3 separate regions of the Mus musculus genome follow, and all the other regions are linked to region 2. A link is a loop called in an ENCODE intact Hi-C map of the cell type or tissue named here. Cell type or tissue: heart. All regions are shown on one strand.

The links. Hi-C counts contacts between places; a loop is a spot of excess contacts. Peaks named below come from ENCODE experiments on the same cell type or tissue, not always from the same donor. Only the 100,000 strongest peaks of a DNase experiment are listed, where the experiment ranks them.
Region 1: a loop joins it to region 2, with 4 times the contacts of the local background. A loop is called at or near these places in 30 of 42 quality-filtered maps.
Region 3: it touches region 2 in a loop (5-fold over the local background); 11 of 42 quality-filtered maps call a loop at or near these places.

The regions. Positions count from the first base shown.
Region 1 is chr19:43,831,555-43,834,054 of GRCm38, reverse strand. It overlaps Abcc2 (ATP-binding cassette, sub-family C (CFTR/MRP), member 2), which reads right to left. Exons shown (of 32, transcript NM_013806.2): 29 at 1,852-2,010; 30 at 24-190. Among named protein-coding and RNA genes, the nearest start is that of Gm10768, 6.0 kb to the left of the region's middle. In heart, a CTCF peak has its summit at 1,476 (motif pointing left); no DNase peak of the experiment used is centred here.
Region 2 is chr19:43,939,102-43,941,601 of GRCm38, reverse strand. It overlaps Dnmbp (dynamin binding protein), which reads left to right and starts at 1,404. Exons shown (of 16, transcript NM_028029.4): 1 at 1,404-1,485. In heart, a CTCF peak has its summit at 1,278 (motif pointing right); a DNase peak (open chromatin) is centred at 1,341; H3K4me3 peaks cover 1,664 bases; H3K27ac peaks cover 1,517 bases.
Region 3 is chr19:43,878,357-43,880,856 of GRCm38, reverse strand. The region is part of intron 4 of Dnmbp (dynamin binding protein); the gene reads left to right. Among named protein-coding and RNA genes, the nearest start is that of Gm24400, 22 kb to the right of the region's middle. In heart, a CTCF peak has its summit at 1,403; DNase peaks (open chromatin) are centred at 1,216 and 2,203; H3K4me3 peaks cover 1,949 bases; H3K27ac peaks cover 1,647 bases.

The sequences.
Region 1 (2,500 bases), 110 kb after region 2:
AGCCCGTGGAAGAAGTAGCTTACCTCAGGTTGTCACCGCCCTCTGTCACTTCATGGAGCAACCCAAGTTGCAGGCCAGCCACAAAGGATTTGAGATGAGCCAATTCCAGGGCCCTCCAGATCTCCTCATCCGAGTATTTGTTGAAAGGGTCGAGATTCATCCTCAGATTCCCAGAGAACAAAATGGGGTCCTGCAAGTTGGAGAATGGGAAGCCATCAGGGCTTATGTCAGCAAAGGGCTCAGTCATTCTTTGTGGCCAGGAGAACGTGGGTAGGAGTGGTCTGGCATGAACTCTAGGCAGGAAGCTGGCTCACGATTGAGCTTTTGGAAGCCTCTGAAGGCCCCGAGTACCTGCAACCGGAACACTAAACGGGGTGGGGGGTGGGGGTGCGGTGGTCCTTGGTTTGCACCTGCTTCGTTCCGTTCTGGGACCCACTTGTAGACATCCAGATGAAAAGACCATCATTTCCTGAAACAAAGCCTCCTGGCTTAGGACAAGGGAGACCAAGAGACATAGAAAGAGATTGTGTAGTCATCTGAGAAACTCTTATGTTTTGAAGAGGCCACAGAGAACAATGCACTAAACTAAGAAAACCCGGGGCCTGACAAGATATTCTCACGCACAAGCCCGAGTTTGAGTACCCAGCATCCCGCAGAAAGTGGAGCCTATGTGCTCACGCTGAGAGGGAGAGAGAAGCAGAGACTAGAGGCTGTCCGGAGATACCCACCACTGAGCTAGTCAAAACAAAACCTTTAAAAGGCCAAAGACAAAAATCCTCCTGAGGGGCTTGTGGTTAAAAGCACTTGCTACTTAGTATTCTTGCAGAGGATCCAGATTCAGTTCCTAGCACCCACACGGCAGCTTACAACACTCCTTAACACATGATCTTAATGCCAGGCTTCTGTGAGAGCCAGGTCCAAATGCTCTTAGATACACACAGGCAAAACACTCATAGCACATAAAATAAAACATCTTAAAACAACAGCAACAGCAGCAGCAGCAGCAGCAAATCCCAAAACGGCGAGCTACAGGTTCCTCGAGAGACCTTGTCTCAGTGGAATAGAGGGGAGAGTGACAGAGAGGGCATCTAATGTCACATTGTACTAAGCAACATTAAACCCTCCACAGGCACCAGGCCACAGTGCAGAGGGAGCGATGGTTCTCCGCCTCCTGTGAGTGGAGAGGTCTCTGTGGCAATTCTTAACTCGGTGGGGTCCATAGAGCAAGCCAAAGGGAGGTCTTTCTTGCTGATACGATGAATGTTCCGCTTGCTGGCAAAAACCCGCAGCAAATTCCCTCCTCTATCTTTTAGCCGCATCAAATGAGGAGTATAAAGCTTAATGACTTCAAGCTTCGGCGGCAAAATTGCTACTGCTAATTACAAAGGTCTCAGCAAACCCTGATGGGCTAACAGAAACGCCAACTAATCATCTGCTCTATCCGAGTGCTGGCGCGTTGCTGCCACCTACTGGTAGCTTCTAGCAGCCACCGGTCACATGCAAAATACAGAACTTTTTAGTCGAGAAACAGAATCTCGGGGAATTCGTCTGGAATCGTGGTATGAAGATGAATCTTGATAGTCAACTTTTGGGAGAGAGTGTCTATATTTGACACTTGGAGAGTGCAGACACAGTAGGACCAGCCGTCCCACATGCCTACTGCTATGCCTTACCACCAAGAACTGTGCCCCTTCTCAGTGAGCCGAATTAACCCTTCCTCCTGTAAGTTGTTTCTTGACAGGTACAATGACAAGAAAACTAAGCAATACAACTGCCAGAGTTGTTTTTGTAATTGAATGCATGTCAGTGTTTCCCCACTGCGTGTGCCCAAGTAAATCCTCGTTAACTAACCTGGGGAATGATGGTCAGTCTCCCTCGAAGGTCGTGCAGTCCAATGGAGGCAATATCAATCCCATCAATGATGATCTGGCCACCTGCAGACTCTAAGATTCTGAAGAGGCAGTTTGTGAGGGATGATTTTCCAGCTCCGGTCCTGCCCACCACACCGACCTGTGAATATAGTTCATTTACATCGACTTCAACATGCAATTCTCGGAGGAAAAAAAATTTAGCCTATGTATTCACAATCGCACGTGATAAAAAGAACCCCATACCAAATATATCAAATGGCTTTTAGTTTTGGTGAGAGGGAAAAAATGCCCAGATGTCAAGAAAAAAAATGGCTCTCCCATACTCCGCCTGAGTTGTGTGCTGAAGACCGTGACCGCTGGAAATAGACAAACCCTCTTCTCCATTGTTGTCACCGCCAATCTTGACAGTCATAGCTTATTCCCTTTTTAAAAAAGATTTCATTTAAAAAGTAGACAGAGGGCTGGAGAGATGGCTCAGTGGTTAAGAGCACTGATTGCTCTTCCAAAGGTCCTGAGTTCAATTCCCAGCAACCACATGGTGGTTCACAACCATCTGTAATAGGATCTGATGTCCCATTCTGGTGTGTCTGAAGACAGTGACAGGGTACTCACACACATAAAATAAATAT
Region 2 (2,500 bases):
TCTGTCTCAAAAGAGAAAGTAAGTAAGAAAGAAAGATAATAATACCATTATCTAGGTAGTAGATTGTCATTTTACTTGAAAGGGGGAGAAAAGCTTACTGTTTGACAGGCCGCTGAAGCATTTGATCAATTTCTTTCAAAAACAAAAATCTGGAATATTTATGTTTTACCACAAAAATGCCTTCCTTCAGTGTTCAGACAGCAAAGGAGGAGAATAATGTATGTGAGCAGCAGTTTCACCCCTAGGTACAGCCTCCAAAGAACTGGAAGCAATGGGTCCAGCAGATACGTGTACGATTTGGGTCCTAGCCTTAGCCACAGTAGCCAAAGGGGAAACTCCGCCGAATGCCCAGTGAAGGACAAACGCCTAAACACAACGCAGTATATTTAGCAGTAAAAAGGAAGGAAATTCCGACACATAGAACAGCACAGATGAAACTTAGGGCATTATTCTAACCAAAATAAGGCAGGCACCAAAAGGCCAAGTATTGTAGATTGCATGTATGAGGGTCTTCAGAGTAGACGAATTCTTAAGGACACGAGAGACTAGGAATCGCTGGGAGTGGAGTCCCTGTACGATAAGAGCAGTTTCAGTTTGGGAAGTTGGGGTCCCGGTGCCGGACAAGATGATGGATGCGTAGCAATGTGAATTTACCTACTCTGATGGACTGCACGCACACTTGACAATGGTTCAAACGATACACTTTATGCTATGTCTAGTTTACTACGATTTTTGAAGAGTCAAGAAACAATCTAGCTGATGAGATTTTAAAATAAAGCCTTATCTCTGCTGTGTGTGCATAGTGATATATGATTCCTGCATTCCTCAAATCTGCTAGGTCGGTCCCCGCGCTTGCACCAGCTCCTCCACGCACTTGCGATCTTTAACAGTCAGAAGTCTTCCGGGACTTTTCAGAAACCGGGACGTTTGGTTCTAGTATTCTGTGATTCCTTGCTTTTAAATTCTCAAAATTGTCCTGTGAGACTTTGCTCGGGAGAAAAGAAAAAAAAATCGATGAGGAGTGGGCAGTAACCTGATGGTGTTCCCCTGTAATCCAGCACTTGGAGGAGTGAAGGACGATGGAAGGTTCAAGGCTAGCCTCCGCCTCGGAGTAAGAGAATTCGCGCAGCGGAGAATTTGAGTTCTCTAGGTTGGCGGTAGCGCGAGTGCGTGGGGATCTGGATCCTAGCCTGAGCGAGGTGTGTCGCTAAACGCCCCCACGCAGTCCGTGCCTCAGTTTCCCTGAAAGGCCCTGGGAGCCCGAGCCCTGACGTGGCGGAGCGACGGGCTAGGCGGCCGCCAGGGGGCGCGAGCGCGGGAAACGGAGCCGGGGGCCACCGGACGGAAGCGGCGCTAAGGGAGGCGGGGCGGCGCGGAGTCACCCGGATCGGCCCGCCCGCCCGCCGCCGCTGAGGGGAGGTGACCGCGGCCCGGCCGGGCCACCAGTGGCTGTGCGCGGAGGGAACGCCGAGCGGCAGAGAGCAGGTCGGTGCGGGGCCGGGCGTCCGTGGGGTGGCGGGGTGGTGGGGTAGCGGGGACGGTCGCCTGCGGGGCGCGCGGGGCTTGCGGCGCAGCTCTCGGTCGCGCTGAGCTGCGCTCCGCGAGACGCGAGGCCCTCGCTGTCTTCACTCACGGCCGAGGGGGTGCAGGGGGGGGGGGGCAGCAGCCCTAGGGACCGTCCCGGGGCGCGGACCGGGGGGCGAGGTGTCCAGCCGGGGCGCTGTCACTGCGCCGCCCTGCCTCTTGGCTTTGAGTTGAAGAACTGAGCCCCAGTCCTGCTCCTGGTCACTGCTGCAGCTGGTGGGCATGAGAGGCCGGGATTTCGTGACAGCCAGGCAGCGATGGTTTCCCAAATAACCCGGGACTATTTATATTTAGCTGGAGATGCAGTTTTGGCTTACTGGAGTTTTTAGGTACCCAGGACGATTGCATGCTTGTGTCAGAGGAGGATGGTTGTCACTCGAATAAAGGGGTGTTGGGGTGACCGGACAGGACAGCATGTGGTGTGTATTAAGAGCTGCGAAGGGTGTTTTTAGGGCACAGGGTCGTGTTGAAAAACCAACTTGAAAAGCAAGGTCGCATGTGGGATTATGGCTGGCAAATTCTGTAACCTGTCTGACAGTGTTTCTTTTATAGTCTTGGGAGCACCTTGTGGAACTTCCTAATTAATAATGGTGACAAGCTAGTGATGACACCGATTCTCTGGTAGGAGCATAGTTTGGACTCCACTGTGCTTAGTCGAGTTACATGCCGCTGATAGAGCTGACTAATCAACAGGCGATTTTTGCAGCAAGCAGACCTGATTTCTCAGTTAGGGCTGCATTTATAAAACAGTCGTAGGAAAAGCATAGTCGAGGTGTAGTGTTCAAGTTAGTGTATCCATCGGGCCTCATTCCCCCTAAACTACTGAATCTCGTGATCTCTCAGGCCCTTCCACCGCTAAAGTCTTTCATTTGTATTTGAAGCCGATCCCTCCTGGTGACAACAAAGTCCTAGGAAA
Region 3 (2,500 bases), 61 kb after region 2:
GTAATAACAGTCACGGTGGTGGCGGGGCTGTTGGAGGTGGCAGGCAGCTGTAGCAGTGTTTGCCATGGCTCCTAAGCACCATATAAATATGTTTAAATAAATTTTAAAAACTCAAAGTTGCTCCTTCAAGGATGGAGGGAAGCAGTGGCTCACCCAGCAGCCTGGGGAGGCGGGTACTTGTCAGTTCTGGGAGGGGCCACTGAAGGCAGTGTCTTAGCTGCTTAGAGTTTCACCTTACAGTGAAACTGACTTCTTGGAACATCACTTTGTTAGGTTTTGTTTGCTTTGTTTTCCCCCTAACAACTCATTAAGCCCTTTTGTAACGCCACAAAAATCTCTGCTGGATGCTGGTGGTGTAACTCGGTTGGTGGAATGCTAGCTAGTGATGCACCAGGCCCTGGGTTCCAGCCCCAATATTCAGCAAAATTTCAAAAGTACCTTGGATTCAGTTGCTCATTGCTCTCAACTTCCCCGAGGCAGACTCGATGATGAAATTGATATGTTCCGCCTTCCAGAACGTTCTCTGAATACTTACATTTTATTTGCGTGTATTTAGAAATATGTGGCAATGTTTTTCTTTCATACTCGCCCCCACCCCACACCTGCACTTTTCCCTCTTCATTTGTTCACAGAATGGCACATTGGAGGTTTCTTCTCCCAAGATTCCTTTAAAGTGTGAATGTTTATAATATGTGAAGGGGCTCCAGGTGCCAATCACCCTAGTTCTAGATTCTGACTGCCCTAACTAACACCTGCGCACCTGAAACCTGTTGGCCCCCTTAGGGTAGCACCTACAGCAGAGGCGGGGGGGGGGGGGTGTCCCCTTGCCAAGACCAGGGCAGAGTGAAGGCATCACCTGGGCAGACAGTGCTGCCTAGATGTTTATTACTCCAGGGAAATGACAGCTTCCCCAATCGAAGTTTAGCAGATGGCTGAAAAGGCAAGAACTAATAGCAGGAATTTCCAGGGCTTTAGGACTAAGCGAAAGCGACCGGCAAGGAAAGGGTTGCGCGCAGGCGCGGGGCTTGGTCCAGCCGGGATGGAGTCCGGCTCCATCCTTTACCACCAGCCCCGCGGCAGTGCCTGCGTGCCTGGGGCGATTCAGAGGGAAATTCGGGAAGCCGGGGGATGGGCCGACCCTGTTTGGTGGGCCTTGGCGGGGCTAAGGCGCTTTCTGGGTGCTGGGAAAGTTCGGCTCCTCTGTTGATCCTCGCACGTTGGCGCGCGGGGCCTCGGGGCTGCAGGTATGGTGGGGAGCCCGGTGCTGAGAGCGTGGCGTGGGACCCGGGGCGAGGGCGGGCGCGCTGGGCTTCCCCTCCCGCGCACAGCAGACCTCTCTCTTGGCAAGGAAACAGGCCCTGGTTTTGCATCTGACTTTGTCAGTTGGACGCGGCTATGGGTCCACCCGCTGGTGGAAATGAATCTGGGGGTAGAGGCCTGACCAGTAAAGAACTGGCTTTTGTTGGGGGTGGGGGGAGTGGCGGGAAGCGGAGCAACCATCCCCAAATCCTGCAAATACTTTGTTTGCCTTGCTTATAATCACTAAATTCGTACAGTCAGCTGCAGCCCCTGAACACCTGTAAGAAGAAAGTGGCCCGCACGAGTTACTTTTTGGTAGGCTGATGGGGAACCTCACTTTTCTCGGTGTGCTTGCTCATTTTCAGATTTTGTTCCAATAGGAAAGTAGGGGTTTTGAACCAATGCCCAGGGCATTTTTCTAGTTTATGTACCTCTGGTGCTGCCGGCAGTGTCTCACCCACCGTGGGAAAAAGACTACCTTTTGTTGAGTTACCGTGTTTAATTCCCCCCAAGGACTCAGCAAAACAGGTGTTCTTCTCGTTTTACAGACGAGGAATTTGCCCAGAGGTGAACCTTTGTGGGGCTCCCACGGTAAGGGAGAGCCTGTCACCGCTGCAGCTAGTTGAAAGTGAAGTGCCTTCTCACTTGGTTTTTCGAATACTGAATTTTTTTTTTTGTTGTTGTTCGTTCATGTTTTGGTGTTGATCAGTGTCCGGCCTCCAGCGTCCTAGGCTAGAGCACTACCCCGGAGAGGTACTCCCAACCCCTATGGTATATCGAACTTTTTCATAGCAGGTATGTGGGTTAAAGGGATCGGAGTTTTACATTTGGAGTGATTTCAGTGCAGACATTTTTGTCGGGAGAGTGGATATCAGTGGAGCGGGAAGGTCTCTGGGGATTTGTTAAAAATCAGATTCCTGAGTCCCATCCAGCTTTGCTGAGTCAGATTCTCAGGGGGTTACCAAGGAAACTGCAGGCTTGCAGACAGTATTCTTTTATATTATTAAATAACGGGGTTTGGATTTTCTTGGTTTTGTTTGTTTGTTTGTTTGTTTCTTTCTTTGTTGTCTTGAGTAGCCAAGGGCCTGTCTGGGGGGGGGGGGGGGAAGCATTTTGGAAGTTTGGAGACAAATGTGTCATTACCATTACAGAAGTTGGAAGAAAAAAATGGCTAGGATACAGTTTTCTCACTTTTAATATA